Regions from separate parts of the Homo sapiens genome. Here region 1 is linked to region 2. The links are chromatin loops, found by intact Hi-C in ENCODE. Cell type or tissue: IMR-90. All regions are shown on one strand.

Evidence for each region. Hi-C counts contacts between places; a loop is a spot of excess contacts. Peaks named below come from ENCODE experiments on the same cell type or tissue, not always from the same donor. Only the 100,000 strongest peaks of a DNase experiment are listed, where the experiment ranks them.
Region 1: it touches region 2 in a loop (7-fold over the local background); 2 of 110 quality-filtered maps call a loop at or near these places.

What each region holds. Positions count from the first base shown.
Region 1 is chr11:130,385,437-130,393,436 of GRCh38, reverse strand. The region is part of intron 2 of ZBTB44-DT (ZBTB44 divergent transcript); the gene reads right to left. Among named protein-coding and RNA genes, the nearest start is that of ADAMTS8, 39 kb to the left of the region's middle. In IMR-90, a CTCF peak has its summit at 3,273 (motif pointing left); a DNase peak (open chromatin) is centred at 3,156; H3K27ac peaks cover 1,692 bases; H3K27me3 peaks cover 1,781 bases.
Region 2 is chr11:130,857,240-130,865,239 of GRCh38, reverse strand. LINC02551 (long intergenic non-protein coding RNA 2551) reads left to right here and starts at 3,130. Exons shown (of 6, transcript NR_125383.1): 1 at 3,130-3,274; 2 at 3,412-3,464. RefSeq lists enhancers at 2,768-3,268, 3,269-3,769. In IMR-90, a CTCF peak has its summit at 3,093 (motif pointing right); a DNase peak (open chromatin) is centred at 3,099; H3K27ac peaks cover 138 bases.

The DNA.
Region 1 (8,000 bases), 470 kb after region 2:
GCAAAAGATTGGGAACAACCTGATGCCCATCTGTACGGGACTAGTTAGATAAATTACGGAAATTCTTTCAACAAAATACTATGCAGCCATGGCTGGGCACGGTGGCTCATGCCTGTAATCCCAGCACTTTGGGAGGCCAAGGTGGGTGGATCATGTGAGGTCAGGAGTTCAAGACCAGCCAGGCCAACACGGTGAAACCCCATCTCTACTAAAGATACAAAAAATTAGCCAGGCGTGGTGGTGTGTACCTGTAATCCCAGCTACTAAGGAGGCTGAGGCAGGAGAATCTCTTGATTTTCCTGAATCTGGAGGCGGAGGTTGCAGTGAGCCAAGATCGTGCCATTACACTCCAACCTGGGCAACAAGAGCGAAACTCCATCTCAAGAAAAGAAAAAAAAATACTATGCAGCCATTTTAAAAAGTGAAAAACAGCAAGGTGTTGAACCATATCTATGGTATGCTACCAATTGTGGAAGAAATATGTGAGTGTAAGCACATATTTGTCTGAATGTGTATAAAACACGCCCAGAAGAGGAGATGCTTAAACACAGGTGCCTCTGCTGAGGAGAACTAAGAAGCTAGGGGAAAACAAAGGGGAGAACATTCACTCTCTGCCTTTTTGCACCTTTTGAATTTTGAACTGTGTAACCATAAGACTGCATGATCGTGTGCACGGATGTGCCTGTGCATGTGTGTGTGAATCCGCTTTACTGGACTCGATAAACATCTTGGACTTAAAGCCAGTGGGCTCCCTGCTTCCTAATACTCAGCTATCCACCGGAAGTTCAGACTGTGTGATCTGCTCGTGGGGAAGTTAAATCCAGACAGCAAGATGAAGTACCAGAGTAACAGAAGGCGTGCTGTCAGCCCCTGCAACAGAGAACCAAGGGGCCGTGACAGCAGCATCCTTCTCCCTCTCCTGACACTGGAAGGGAGAAACTGGCAGTTTCTCCAACTGGACCTCCTCGCCCTGCTGCGGCAGTGTGAAGAGAGGGAGGATGAGGACCCTTCAGAACAGTACAGGAAATGTTAGCATCAAGTGGGCGAAGAAAAGATGGGGCAGGTGTGGAACAGTGCAGCTGGGGAGGGGGATGCCGAGAAGGAAACTGACAAGAGGCTGCGAGGCAGGGCTGATGGATGATGAGAAGGAAGAGAGGTGTCAGGGCCTCGAGGATCATACACCTTCACGGGGGCCAGGAAATGAGAGGGTGCTGCTGGGTGCAACCCAAATATTGTGTTCGTTAGTGAGACTGGAGAGCGAAAGGATGCAACCTTTGATCTTGCACAGTGAGTGAGGATGCGGATATGATGGGGCCGCGACAGACTTTCACCAGGGCGTAATTCAGCCCGATTCTAAGGAGGTCCCTCCCTCTCCTGATCCCTCACTGTCCTCTGCCCATTCCCAGCCCCCACATTTAGCAAAACCACTCCGCTTGGCGTTCCAATGTTCTGTTTTACATTTGGCTTTGTTCAGCAGCAGCCTCTGTTTAGCCAGTTTCTGCTTGGGAGCCAAAGCGCCAAGAAACTACACAAGAAGAGCAGAGCCTGGACAGGATCAGAAAATGCCAGAGATTTTGCCACCAAGCCTGCTCCGCCGAGACTGCCAGGAGAGCTTTGCAAATGGAATCAATCTGAACGTAGCTGATGAGAAACATCTGAATGGAGGAAGCCAGGACAAACAGAAATCACTAAGTTTCCCACTGCAGTGGGCTGGAGTGGCTTCCCCAAGACTTCTAGTTGTGCGCATTTACCTTTCTATCATGAAGAAGACTCATGCTACTTCTTGGAAACCTATACAGTTCACAATGACAGACCCTGACCTCACGAACTCCGCTTTCTCTCCAGTCCCCAAGCCCTTCCGCCCCCCAGTCTGCAGGTGATTCTTTGGCTTTGTTGCTGTGTTTGATACATTTTGATAGCAGACGGGTCAGAGGTAGATTTTGGTCACATTGTATGGTGTCTCCTTTTCTCCAGAATTTGAGAACATCAGGAAGCCTCACCCACTGCCCAGATATGTCCTTACAACCCCCAATTAAAAGCCCAAGATACCTCCCAAATGTAGTTAAGGAATTTGGGGTGTGCTCCTGCAGTTTCCTCAGGGACACATACCCAAAGCCAAGCAAGTGGTGGCCTTATTCATTGTGACATGTCTCAGATGATGTTATAATAATGGAGCGTGCTTGGCCGACTAGAGCTCATAAGGAAAAGAGTTCAATCCAAAACCGGGACAGTGGTTACCTAGCACATTTCGAGGGAGAGAACACTCCAATTCCGACTAATACATGCTCTTGGATCCTAGACCACTTTGTCTTCAGAGTGGAAAATCGGAATACTCTCACGAGATACTAACTTTAGGCCAGGTGCAGTGAGTGGCTCATGCACTTTGGGAGGCTGAGGTGGGAGGATAGCTTTAGCCCAGGAATTCGAGACCAGCCTGGGCAACATAGTAAAACCACATCTCTACAAAAATTAAAAAACTTAGCTAGATGTGGTGGCATGCACCTGTAGGCCCAGCTACTTGAGAGGCTGAGGCAAGAGGATTGCTTGAGCCCAGGAGGTGGAGGCTGCAGTGAGCCAGGATTGTGCCACTGCACTCCAGCCTGGGTGAAAGAGTAAGACCCTGTCTCAAAAATTGTAAAAAAGAGACATATCAACCAATAGATAAACATTGATTCAGCAGTGTCCGGCTTCCTTCCCCTGCCTGCATATCCACCACTCAGCCTTCTCAATGTTAATGCAGAGCAGCTGGCCAGCTGCAATTACCTGAGCAGACTGTGGCATTCAACACCCGGACATGGTGCTTTATCAGCCGGACACTTGACGTTTAGCTGGCACAAATCTGGGTAAATGCCAAATTGAGATCTGGCATCTGCAAAGCTTTGGCCCAGGACTGAGACTGAAGGTGATTGATGGTTCTGTAATTGTATAGTTAGGAAACCCTGAGTTTAGGAACATGAGTGACGCGTCCAGAAACAATTAAACCATTGGTCAGGGAGTTGCCCTGCTTCTTGCGTTCTTTGAAGAATAACTTAGCTATGTGTTACTCTGAGCATAAACATTACACTGACCTTGATCCAGGAATTTAAACAGTGTCATGTAATGTAAACACTACAAATACCTTCTTGCTGAAATCGTCTGTTTTCAGGATGGGTTAGGGTTTCTTCTCTTCAAAAGTACTTTGGGGCACTGGATTTAAAATTCACAGTCAGATCTGCATTTTTCTCCCATTTACATTGCGTGGCCTTCAAGCATTCTCACCAGCTTCTAAGGTTGAGGGAGCCCTCTACTGATGGCACGGCTGTAATTTCACAGCACATAGCAAGGAAAACTGGATGACGTCTAAAGAACTCCTGGATCTGAGAACGGTAACCAGTCTCGAAACCTAGAGCAGACAGAGCTCTGTTTCTAGAGCCTATGAAAAGCCAGGCTCTAGAAACATCCTTGGTTTCCTCAAACTATCCACATTATTTCAGGTTTTATACTTTCAGGCAATAGAAGAAAGAAAGGTCTGAAAGGAAAGTCGTGTTCTATGTATTGAAAGCCTACATATTTCTGTGTGCACATGCACACGCATGCCCCTATACACATGTGCATGCACATGCACACACACACGTATGCGTGCACTTCTGCTTTTACAAATATACACACGCCTACACATACACTTACATACTCTGCAATTGCAGCATCATGGCCCGCTATAGGAAGACTTTGCTCTGTGTGTGCGTGTCCTGGAGGAAAGGCGTGGGAGGTACATAAGTATACATAGAATTCCAGAATTGTGGGACTGGATGGAACATTCACCCTTTGTGGCATGTTCAGAGGACAACTCTGACGAGGCCACAGCTTGAGAAAAGAATTCTCCCCAGCGGCTGTGGCCTTGATGCTGGAGGTTAACAGCTTAACACCAGGGTGTGGTACCCAATTCTGAACTCAGGAAATTAATGACGATAAGGGTGGGCTGCCTGCCAAGGCCCGCGGTGTGAATCCCAAGAGAAGCACCTTCTATTTTGAGACCTCCTCCAACCACGGCATGCTGTCCTCTGCTCTCATGCACGTCCCACCTCTCTGTCTGTGTGCTGCTTTCTTCGACTCTTTTATTCCTAAACTTTCCTGGGTTTCCAACCCATGGACAGTGAGAGCAACTTATTTCCTTGCCCATTGATTCATCAAAAAGAATAATCATGTGGTATTAGGAATCAAATACCTGACACAGATGTCAATAGGAAGATGTCAATGGTATAACTCTTCCCTTGCCAAGAACATCAAAGGGAAGAGAGGGGAAATGGCAAACAGAGGATCAAACTAAGGCTGGACAAAAGGAGATAAAAGCACAATAATGTTCTCTTCCTTGAGAGGGCTCCCCTGGAAAGGAAAAGTGAAAGCACAGTCTCGCACCACATCATATAACCGACGCTACCAGGTAACCGCACACGCCAAAGGAGCCAGCCCTGGAAAATCAAAAGATCAAAAGACACCACTCCTCTGCTCAAAAACCTTCAGTGACTCCCGTTGCCCGTAGAAAATCTACAGTCTTTAAGAGGACATTCAAGGTTCTTTGCTTTTCCTGCCACAGTTCCTACCCACCCCCAACACGTGTAGCTCACTCTCATGTTAGCCCGTAGACCACTGTCACCTCATGGCTTTCCTGCTACTGTTCCTTTCTTCTCTGTGTGTGTGGGGCCTACCCATCCTTCAAGAGTCAGCTCAGATGTCACCCTCTGCATGAAGCTTTCTCCAGCTCTCCCAGGCAGAATGTATTTCTCTATCTCCTGTGTACCCAGAGGATTTTGTTTATGCCTTCCGCCCCCACCACCATAACACTTACGGACAGCCTTCATAGTTGGGTCTCCTCTACGTTTATACATTGTGGTCAAGCCCACATCTTACTCACGTTTGCATCTCTCTTGAGTTCCCACCCCGACCATGTCACTCCATGCCCACCACTGATCCTTCTCTCCTCATTCCGCATCCTCATTCTTTCTGCCAGGGACCTACCATAGCATCTCCCATACAATCAATTCTTAATATTGTACATTGCCTGTTCCATGAAACTAAATTAACACCTAAGATTAGGGGAAAATATAGTTCACTCCAAAGACAGAAAAAAGGTAAGTGAGATATTGTGTCAGATCCTAAGTAATACAAAGTCTCCAGCATGGGCAACATAGGGAGATCCCATCTCTACAAAATAAAAACATTTTTTTAAAACCTAGCCAGGTGTGATGGTAAGCACCCATGGTTCCAGCTACTCAGGAGGCTGAGGTAGGAGGATTGCTTGAGCCCCAGGAGATTGAGGCTGCAGTGAGCCATGATGGTGGCACTGCACTCCAGCCTAGGTAACAGTGCGATACCCTGTCTTAAAAAAACAGAAAAGGCCGAGTGAGGTGGCTCATGCCTGTAACCCCAGCACTTTGGGAGGCTGAGGCAGGTGGATCACGAGGTCAGGAGTTCGAGACCAGCCTGGCCAACATAGTGAAACCCTATCTCTACTGAAAATACAAAAAAATTAGGCAGGCGTGGTCACAGGCACCTGTAATCCCAGCCACTTGGGAGGTTGAGGCAGGAGAATCGCATGAATGCTGGAGGCGGAGGTTGCAGTGAGTGGAGATCGCACCACTGCACTCCAGCCCAAGCGACAGAGTGAGACTCCATCTCAAGAAAAAAAAAAAAAGAAATAAAGAAAGAACTCTCATTTGTCAGTTCCAACATGGCTCGTCTAAAAGCTTCTCAAGGCTGGGTGCGGTGGCTCAAGCCTGTAATCCCAGCACTTTGGGAGGCCGAGGTGGGTGGATCACCTGAGGTCAGAGGTTCGTGACCAGCCTGACCAACATGGTGAAACCCCGTCTCTACTAAAAATACAAAAATGAGCCAGGCATGGTGGTGCACCTGTAGTCCCAGCTACTCAGGAGGCTGAGGCAAGAGAATCACTTGAACCCAGGAGGCAAAGGTTGCAGTGAGCCGAGATCGTGCCACTGCACTCCAGCCTGGGCAACAAGAGCGAAACTCCATCTCAAAAAAATAAATAAATAAAGTAAAAGCTTTTCAAGGTTTTGAATCCCTCCCCGTTTCAGGGCCCTGCCTTCTACAGGTGACCATGGCGCACTGAGACCAACTTTCAACTTTTGAGCAACTGTGAATTAAAGACCTCCCCTTCCTCAAGACACTTTAGTGTGGTCTGCTAGAAATTTGTCATAAACACTATCCAAATATGCTAGGAGCAGGAGATGAGTGACACCTCCTGGGGTTGTACAATGAACAGCCCTAAGTGGCCTTAAGAATACTAAGTTGAACACAACCAGTCAGTGTTTGTCCTTCAAGGTGGGCACCACCGTGGTGCACGGACCTTGGAGTGTGAGAAATCTGAGTTAACATCTTGGATAACCATCCTAACCATTAGCTTCCAGGCCTCTAAAATGTAGCTCATCAAAAAACCTCTTCACAGGGTTACTTTTAGGATTACACAAGATTTTAAATATCGAGTGCTTAAGGACTCACAACAAATGTTCAGTCAGTGAAAGCCACTATTATTACAGCAATGCTCCTAAAATTCAATACATTTCTGAAAGGCATCTTTCCAAATTACCGTCAAAGCCCTTTTATAAGCCACATGCAAAAATCATGGGTTTTCTGTGTGTGTGTGTGTGTGTGTGTGTGTGTTTCTTGCTTTTTTTAAGACAGAGTGTCACTTTGTCGCCCAGGCTGGAGTGCAGTGGCGCCATCTCGGCTCACTGCAAACTCAGCCTCCCGGGTCCAAGCGATTCTCCCTTCTCAGCCTTCAGAGTAGCTGGGATTACAGGCATACACCACCACATCTGGCTAATTTTGTATTTTTAGTAGAGATGGGGTTTCACCACGTTGGTCAGGCTGGTCTCAAACTCCTGACCTCAAGTTATCTGCCCGCCTCAGCCTCCCAAAGTGCTGGGATTACAGGCATGAGCCACTGTGCCTGGTTTATTGCTTTTGCTAAAATGATATTATTGTATCTGAGTCTCCATTTTATTAATCAGATATAGCTAAAATGATATTTAGATGTTTATAAAAGTCAAATTTGTTGTTTTAAAAAAAAGGTTTGCAGCCACTGACTATATGTTTCAGTTACTTAAAGAATTCCAAAGGCATTGGTCAAAACCAAAATTTTTTATAAAAAGCATTCACATCTTATACAAATATCCCAGGTATGCCAGGCATGGCGGCTCACGCCTGTAATCCCAACACTCTGGGCAGCCAACGGGGGGTGGATTGCTTGAGCCCAGGAGTTCAAGACCAGCCTAGGCAACACAGCAAAACCTGGTCTCTGCAAAAAATACAAAAAAAATAGCCAGACATAGTGGCAAATGCTTGTAGTCCCAGCTACATGGGAGGCTTAGGTAGGAGGATCTCTTGAGCATGGGAGGTCAAGGCTGCAGTGAGCTGAGATCACACCATTGTACTCCAGCCTGGGTGACAGAGTGAGACCCTGTATTTAAAAAATAATAATAAATAAATATATATATCTCCCAGGCATTCTCCACAATATCTAGCAGAAAGTTAGACACAGTTGTTCCTTCCTTAATACAAATTATCAACTACATATTGAGGGATGATAATTGTAAAAATCAGGTCTTCTGAGTTCATAGCATAGAATCCAAGAAACCTACAGTTTTGGAAGTAACCCAACCTGTAAGGTCAGTTAAACTGACATTCTGGATGGCTCCAGGGGATGTCAGGAGAGTAACATTCTCTGGGTTCCCTTCTGGACCTGAGAATAACTTTAATTACTACTTCATATTCCAGTGTTCCAGTGCTTAGCCAGAGAATGTCCTTGAAGGGTCACTTGATTCACTAATAAATACTGCCAACTCTGCTTTTTCAAGGGTGGATTATGATTAATTCAATCAGCAAGCACTTTCCAACCCCTCTCATGTGTAGAACAGAACACTTGACACTGTACGAGTTACCAAGCACATAGCACATGCATGACCCCTGACCTCACGGGGTTTCCAATCTAGGGGAGACTAGAA
Region 2 (8,000 bases):
GGCCTCTGGGGCAGGTGGGGCCTAGTGGCCTGTGAGGTATACAGCCCTTTCAGCACTTAGAGAATGACGCCTCAAGGGGAAACCATTAACCCTTTCCTAGAATAATAGCATCAAAGTCCTGACCATGTTGATCATGGAGTCTCATTTGAATTCAGAGGAGCGCCTTCTTATCCAGCCTCGAGGAATCAGGCCACTTCCTTCCTCCTGGGTTAGCTTCCTCACACCTCTTATTTCCCATGGCTCTGCTGTGAGATGCTTTTGTTCCAACCAAGCCATTGCCAATTAGGCCATGCCCACTTCTGCCGACTCCCTCTGCTCACTCCTTCCTTGCCTGAACAGTCTGCCTCTCAGTTTGCCTGGTCCTTTCCTCCAGGTCCACATTAAACTCCCCTTGCTCGCCCAGGCATCTCTCAGTGCCCGAGTCCCCATCTCTGGAGCTCCTTCAGAACTAGTGTCTGCGCCACGCATTGGATGCTTGGCACATGCGTCCTTCCACCGTCAGTACCTTCTCTTGTGTAGATGAGTGCATGTCCCTTAGGAGTGTCCTCTAGCACTAGACTAGTGTTTTATCTCTGGGTACTCCCAGGGCCTAGCAGTGAGCCTTGCACACAACACTGACTCTTGAGAATGCTCTTAAACTCTAAAGCCATCTTAGAATCAAAACCTAAGACCACATCCAGGAATACAGCCTCGTTCCCCTGGTCTACCAGTGCCCTTACACACCAAGCACATGCCTGAATATGAGGCCTTCTCATTTGCTCTTTCCTCTACCCGGCATGGTTCACTCCCCTACTCCACTGTCTCTGCACAAATGCCACCTTCTCAGGCTTTCCTGACCACCCTGTCTAAAAAATAACATTCCTTATCCCATAATCCCTATCCTGCTGATTTTTCTTCATAGCACTTACTATTGATTTATATTCTATTATTATACTATATTACATTACACTATATTTGTTTTAATTGACAAAATTATATAGATTTATTGGGTACAGCATAACATTTTGATATATGTTTACATTGTGGAATGACTAAATCAAGCTATTTAAAATATGTCTTATCTCACATATGATTTTTTGTGGTGAGAACACTTAAAATATACTCTGAGCAATTTTCAAATATACAATATGTTGTTAACTGTAATCACCATGTTATACAATAGATCTTTGAACTTCTTCCTCCTAACTGAAATTTTGTGTCCTTTGACCAACATCTCCCCAATCCTCCAACCCTTCAGCCTGTTAGCCACTATTTTATTCAGTGTTTCTATGAATTCAGCTCTTTAGAGTTCACATGTAAGTGAGACCATGTGGTATTTGTCTTTCTGTGCCTGGCTTACATCACTTCAGGTTACACTATATATGTTTAAATCTTTCACTGTGTGTGGTTCCCATAAGAATGCAAGCCCCATGAGGGCCAGGACCTTGCTTTATTCACAGCTCACCCTACAGCTCTGCCTTTAGCAGTGTGAGGAATATCGTAGGTGCTCACTGTTTGTGGAATGAGTGGATAGGTGAATGAATGAGCAAATGAATATTTTTCTGTAAAGCAAGGACCACTCTGTGTGATAATGTGACATGCAGCCCACCATGGGATGATGTAAGGCTTCTTTTCACAGAACCGAAGAGCGTTTGAACTATAAAGGTCCTTGAAAGTAGGTCACCGTCCCAATTGTACAGAGTAGGAAACTGAGTCCCAGAGAGGGAAAACAGATGGAAATGAACACTTGGAAAGTTAATATCTTTGATTTTTAATACTTCTTCCTAGAGCGTAGTCCGATGTAACAGTTCATCTGGCGAGATTCTGAGTTACCAATTTTTTATGGGTTTTGCGTTAGAATAATTTTATAATAATCAAAAGTAAATGAGAACAAGGCCAATAGCATAAAATTTCACTCCTTCACACTCCTAAGTGTTTTTCGAGGCACTGCGGAAAAGGAAGCATCTATCGTGGTTGGTCCAGCATCCCTTCAGTAGCTTAGATCTGCAGAAATACTGTTGGAACATCGTTTCTTTATTCTTCCCATCCTTTGTGTGTTAGGCCAAACCCTGAGGACTGTCTGCCTTGGAATAGAGAGGAAATCCAAGCATATGTGCAAAGTTGAGCTGCACTTTCAGCCCCAGGTCTTCAATGGGCCTTCTCCACAGGCACCTGTGAAATGCCAGCAGGGTCGTTGCATGTAGAGGGATCCCACTCAGTGCACCCCTGGGAATGGCTCAGCCGCACTGTGGGTGTAAGCATTAATCACACAACAGCCATTCTACATATTCCTTTTTTATTCTCCAGAGAGTGCCAGGAAAAGTCCTGCCCAGTCAAAAGTCTTCTCTTGCAGCTGGGTGTTGAGGGTGATTGCCCCTCTCTCTCCTTGTAAGATTATGTTTGACAGCAGTGAAAACCAACAGTTTAACAGCAGTAATCTCTTGGCAGGACAGATTGATATGAGCCTTGTCCCAAAACAAAGTAATCCTTTCAGGGAAGTGTATTTCAAGTTGAGCTCACGTTCCCAAGATGCTGAGATTCTTATGTAGCTGACACCGGAGCTGAGGCTGAGCCCCAGCCAGGGATATCCAACGATTGCCAGTAACACCACGGAACTGAGTGAAGATTCAGGGGCTGAGTGTGTTCCTGAGTGCTTCAAACCGGGGGACCTGGAAACCAGAGGACTCCTGGGGAAAGGCTGTCAACTCCAGCCTGCTCTTCCTAAATGGCCTTGTTAGTAGTGACTTCAGCCCTGGCGGTGAGGCATGTGGGTCAGAATAACATTCCCTTTCTTTTCCCTTCACCTCTTTTTTCTCCACGGTTCCTTTTCATAACTTCTTTATTTGCTGCCTAGAGGAGCTTTCTGGACATTTTGTCTCCAGGGAGCGTGACATGTCACCTGTTTCTCACCTCATATGCCTCTGATCTTCTACACCAAGGTAGCTATAAAGGCTTGCTTTCTAGGCTGGGTTTCCCTGCACAGGCCCACTGAACCACTCAAACCTCAGAGGTGGAAGTGCCCAGCGGGCCTCATGGTCAGCTGGGGATAACGGAGTCATTTTCGCAGCCCAACTTCTGAAATTCCACAAGAGGGCGCCCAAGGTCTCCCAAGTCCGGCCACGCCCGGTGGCCTTGAGGCCGGAAGGTGGCGCTGTTGCTTTAGCCATCAAGAAAGGCAAGGCTGGGGACGCCGCATCCCCGGGTGCGGAGGGCGATGCCTAGGGGCGATGCTGTGCCTGTGGCGGCCAAACAGTGCCACCCACTCCGGGAAACAAAGCCAAGCGCCGGACGCTAGGTATGGGAGAGAAGAGCCACCCTGACCCAAGGGAGGGCTCTAGGTGAGGAGCCAGCGTCCTCCGGCTCCGGTTCCCGCTGCACTGCTGCTTTGCCAGGAGGCCTTGAAGAAAGTCATTCATTCTTTCTCCCCCACAGCTTCCTAGGTCTTCCACGTGTTCAACGGAAATTCACAAATTCTCTAGTAGCAGGTAAGCTTCGGATTCAGGAATGAAAAAGACAAAGCCCTGTCCTGGGTGAATTCATTATCCATGGACAGGGGAGGCAGGCGCATCATCGGAAAGTCACCGTGTGAGGAGGGACGTGGAGGCACAGAGGTGCACACGGAAGCCCCCAGAAGAAGGACTTCCCCCAGCCTGGGGAAGCTGGGCGGGCAGGGGTGGGCCAGCGAAGCCTTCCCGGTGATTCTAGGCAGTCTTAAAAGGTGTTAGGAGTCAACTTGGGAAAGATTAGGAAAAGGCAGTGTAGGCCAAGGGACGGCCGGAGCAGAGGCCGCGCGGCAGTGCTGGCATGTGGGTGGGCGGTGGTAAGGAAGGCGGTGGATGAGGATGCAGGGAGCAGATGGGCTGCGTTGCAGGCTGGGCCCCTATGGCCCTCAATAGGTTTTGTGGTCAACATGCTTTGTGGAGTTACAACAAGCAATGGTGGCCCTAACACATATATTCATTTATAGGTCCATAAATCTGCATTCATAGAGATAAATGAGTAATCCCCAGGGTGAAGGAGAACTGGAAGAGACACTGGAGCCAGGTCCACCCTTGGCCAGGTTTTACCTTGACTTGGCGTCATCACTAGGCACTGGTTTTTTTCTCTCTCCTTCTTCCCTGACCAAGAAATACAACAAATTCGTTATGATATCGACTTGTCATGATCCGAAATTGAAGAGCAACCATATATTTATTTGGCAAGATAAATACACACATTCTTTACATAAGATTAGTAGCCACCAGTTTCTAAAAGCATATATTGTCATTTATTTGCCAAAACAAAGGTACATGCCCACATGTTATAGATGGGAAAGATGAGGCCCAGAGCTCGGGTGCATGGCTGAGGTCACCCAATTAGTGGATGGTGGTGCTGGCACTTCTGTCTGGGCTGCTTCACCTTGTCACACACTCTCCACTCCATGCAGGCCGCACCTCTCTAGCAGGGTTTATCACCCAGCTTAGTATCACTAGTACCCAGCACACTCACTCTGTGAAAGACACTGCACTGTGATCTGTAGGGTCTAAAGCTAGGGGTCCATGTCACATACAGAATGGCACTTTTCACAGAAAGAGAGGACAGATGCTGCATGGCTGGTCTCAGTGTTCATTCCGAACCCCCACACTCCAGCGTGAGTACCAAATGGTCATGAGCATTGACGGAGCACACAGTGTACCCTGAGTTCTAAAGACGCAGGACTGTGTCTGAGCTGCCATAACAGAATACCATATCAGGTAGCTGACAAAAAAAAACAAAACAAAACACATTTCTCACAGTCCAGAGAGCAAGGTTCAGTGTCAAATGATGGCCTGTTTCCTCATAGACCCTATCTTCTCACTGTAACTTCACATGTCAGAAGGGACAAACAAGCTCCCTTAGGCCCCTCTTATGAGGGCACTCATCCCATGCGTGTGGCCTCTACCCTCAAGACCAAGTCACCTTCCGAAGGCTCCGCCTCCTGGTATCATCACCTTGGTGTTGAGGATTTTAATCTGTCAATTTTGGATGGAGACAAATGTTCAGACCAAGGATAGGATGGGTTCTCAAATGCACTACTTTATATGATTAGCAACCAGAGCACATGGCTACAGCAGTAAGATGCTTGTTGGCATTTGTGACTATGTTGCAGGAAGGGCCATCCAAGAGCGTCTATGACTTGGTGCACCCTTAGTTCAAATGGCATCTTTCCCAGATGCTTGGTCTCCAAACAGAAAGCAGCCTGCAGTTTCATGTTTTAAAGTTTCTGCTACAGAGATCCTTTGCCAGTGTATTGAAGTTTGTAGAGAGAATGTTTTTAATCAACAAAATGTACTGAAGTAGTGTGCAAAGTTCCAGGAAGGAATAAAGCCCACCAGTGAGGCAGAGAGAAATGGAAGTCTAGCAAAGACAAATGAAAGATCCCATGCTCAACTTCACTGGAAAGAAGCTAAATCCAGCAAGAGGACTGTGAAAAAACACAATTCCTGAGGAGAGAACAAATGACAAGCAAATGGTCCACAGAATAACATATAAATTAGCCTCAGACTTCCTGAGAGAAGCTAAAGAGACCATGCCTCCAAAGCTCACAATCGCTGGACAACAGTATGAAATCCCAAAAAGGGGAAATAACTTGCTCTAATAGCAATAGCTAACATCAGAGAGGGCTCACAACATGTCAAGGCCTGGTTTCCGTGCTCTATGTGGATTAACTCACTTAATTCTCCCAAAGATTGCATGAAGTATGAGGATCCCCACCCCCATGTACAGATGGAGGAGTTGAAGCTTAGAGAGAGAAGTAATTCACCCCACTTATCCAGTTAGTAAAGGTCAGAGCTGGGATTCAAACCCAGGCAGCCTAGCTCCCAATGGATCCTTGCAACCACTTTATTTATTGCCAGCTCCAAGTACAGCAGCAAATCAACACTGGAGCCAAGATTAAAACCCTGATAATAACCCAGCTCCTAGTGTCTGTTCTTTCCACCATTTCACTCTTTCCCCATATAGGCCCAGAAGACTCTCCCCTCAGAGCAATGGCCCTTGCTGGTCACTCTGTGAATGCTCCTCTCTTAGATTTGCACAGAGCCTGCCCCTTCTATTGCTTTTCTGACCACCCCCAACAAAATAGCAACAGCCTCCCACTCTCTGTAACCCTTGCATGTCTACCCCCTACTCTGCTTCATTCATTGATAACCGTATCACCACCTACTATACTATTACTATATTTACTCTCTTTTTTTTGGTTGAGTGTCTTCTCCTACTAAAATGCACGCTTCACAAAGAGAAACATCTTTGCCTTCTTCCACGCTAATATCTCCAGTGCCTGGCACATATAAACATTTGGTAAACATTTGATGAATAACTAAATGAATAAACAAATGGGCAAATCATAAATAAATAAATTGCATGCGCAAAGCAAAGAACTCAGGCACTCTGTGCCATGCGTCGGAAGTCCTACCTGATAGCTTGTTACTGAGATGCTACCGAAACATCCAAATCCAGTTCAAATTCTACCTCCTTCAGAAAACTTCCCAAATCTTTCCACTAACTGAGTTACTGGCTGAGAATTGAGTCACTCCAGGAATTTCTATTAAGCTGTAGGAACTTCTGAAAGGGAGGACGTAATATATCAATTACCAGCAATTAACACTTTTGAATATATTAAACAATACATGTACAGCATTTTATAGATAACAGATCTGAACTAAAATACAGCTGGCGTGGAGTGGCACAAAAAACATGCCAGTCATAGTGCTAGGTACTTTGCATGCTGTACTAATTGCCAAATATTCCCAGCTTTGTGCCTTCCTGGCACCTGTGAGAATTGTACTTCCCAGACTCTTCCTGGTTGAATGATACCATGTGACCAGTTCTAGCCAATCAGACATGAGCAAACCTACTACCCACTTAAAAGTGCTGAGACATCCTTCAGAGCTCTCTTTTCCTTTTGGCTCAACCAACCAGTAACCTTCAAAAAAGTGGTTACGGGGCTGCTTACTCAGCCTTAGTCCCTGAAGACCCCCATGTCTCCAGTCTTATCCCAGCTGAACTGCACAGCAATCTTTTGAGGTAATCTGTGCTGTCATTGTTCTACACATAAAGGAGAGGGCTCTGAGATAAAAAATGATTTGCCCAAGTCACACAGGTAGTAAGCAAGAGCCAGGAGTGGAGGACAGGTCTGATGCTAGAACCTGTAACTTTTACCTACTTGTACTGTCTCTCCCACTCTTACAGAATAAAAATAAGGAATACGACAATGGGAATATCAGCTGTTTCCTGGAAAACAGAAGCTTTGTTTGGGCACCACAGCTTTGGGCTGTTGGGGGTTAAAAAGAGTCAATAGGACACTGGGATCATGGGAAATAATTATAAAAGCTGGTGGTGTAAGGGAGGAAGTGCCACAGACAACATTCTCCCTGTTTGTATTTTTGCTTGTTGGAGAGTTATAATCCTTGGTCTTTGGTAGACAAAAACTACGTGATTATCTCAATAGATGCAGAAAAGGCCTTCAACACAATTCAACAGCCCTTCATGCTAAAAACTCTCAATAAACTAGGTATTCATGGAACGTATCTCAAAATAATAAGAGCCCTTTATGACAAACCCACAACCAATATCATATTGAATGGGCAAAAACTGGAAGCATTCCCTTTGAAAACTGGCACAAGACAGGGATGCCATCTCTCACCACTCCTATTCAACATAGTGTTGGAAGTTCTGGCCAGGGCAATCAGGCAAGAGAAAGAAATAAAGCATATTCAATTAGGAAAAGAGGAAGTCAAATTGTCCCTGTTTGCAGATGACATGAATTTATATTTAGAAAACCCCATCGTCTCAGCCCAAAATCCCCTTAAGCTGATAAGCAACTTCAGCAAAGTCTCAGGATACAAAATAAATGTGCAAAAATCACAAGCATTCTTATACACCAATAACAGACAGAGCGCCAAATCATGAGTGAACTCCCATTCGCAATTGCTACGAAGAGAATAAAATACCTAGGAATCCAACTTACAAGGGATGTGAAGGACCTCTTCAAGGAGAACTAC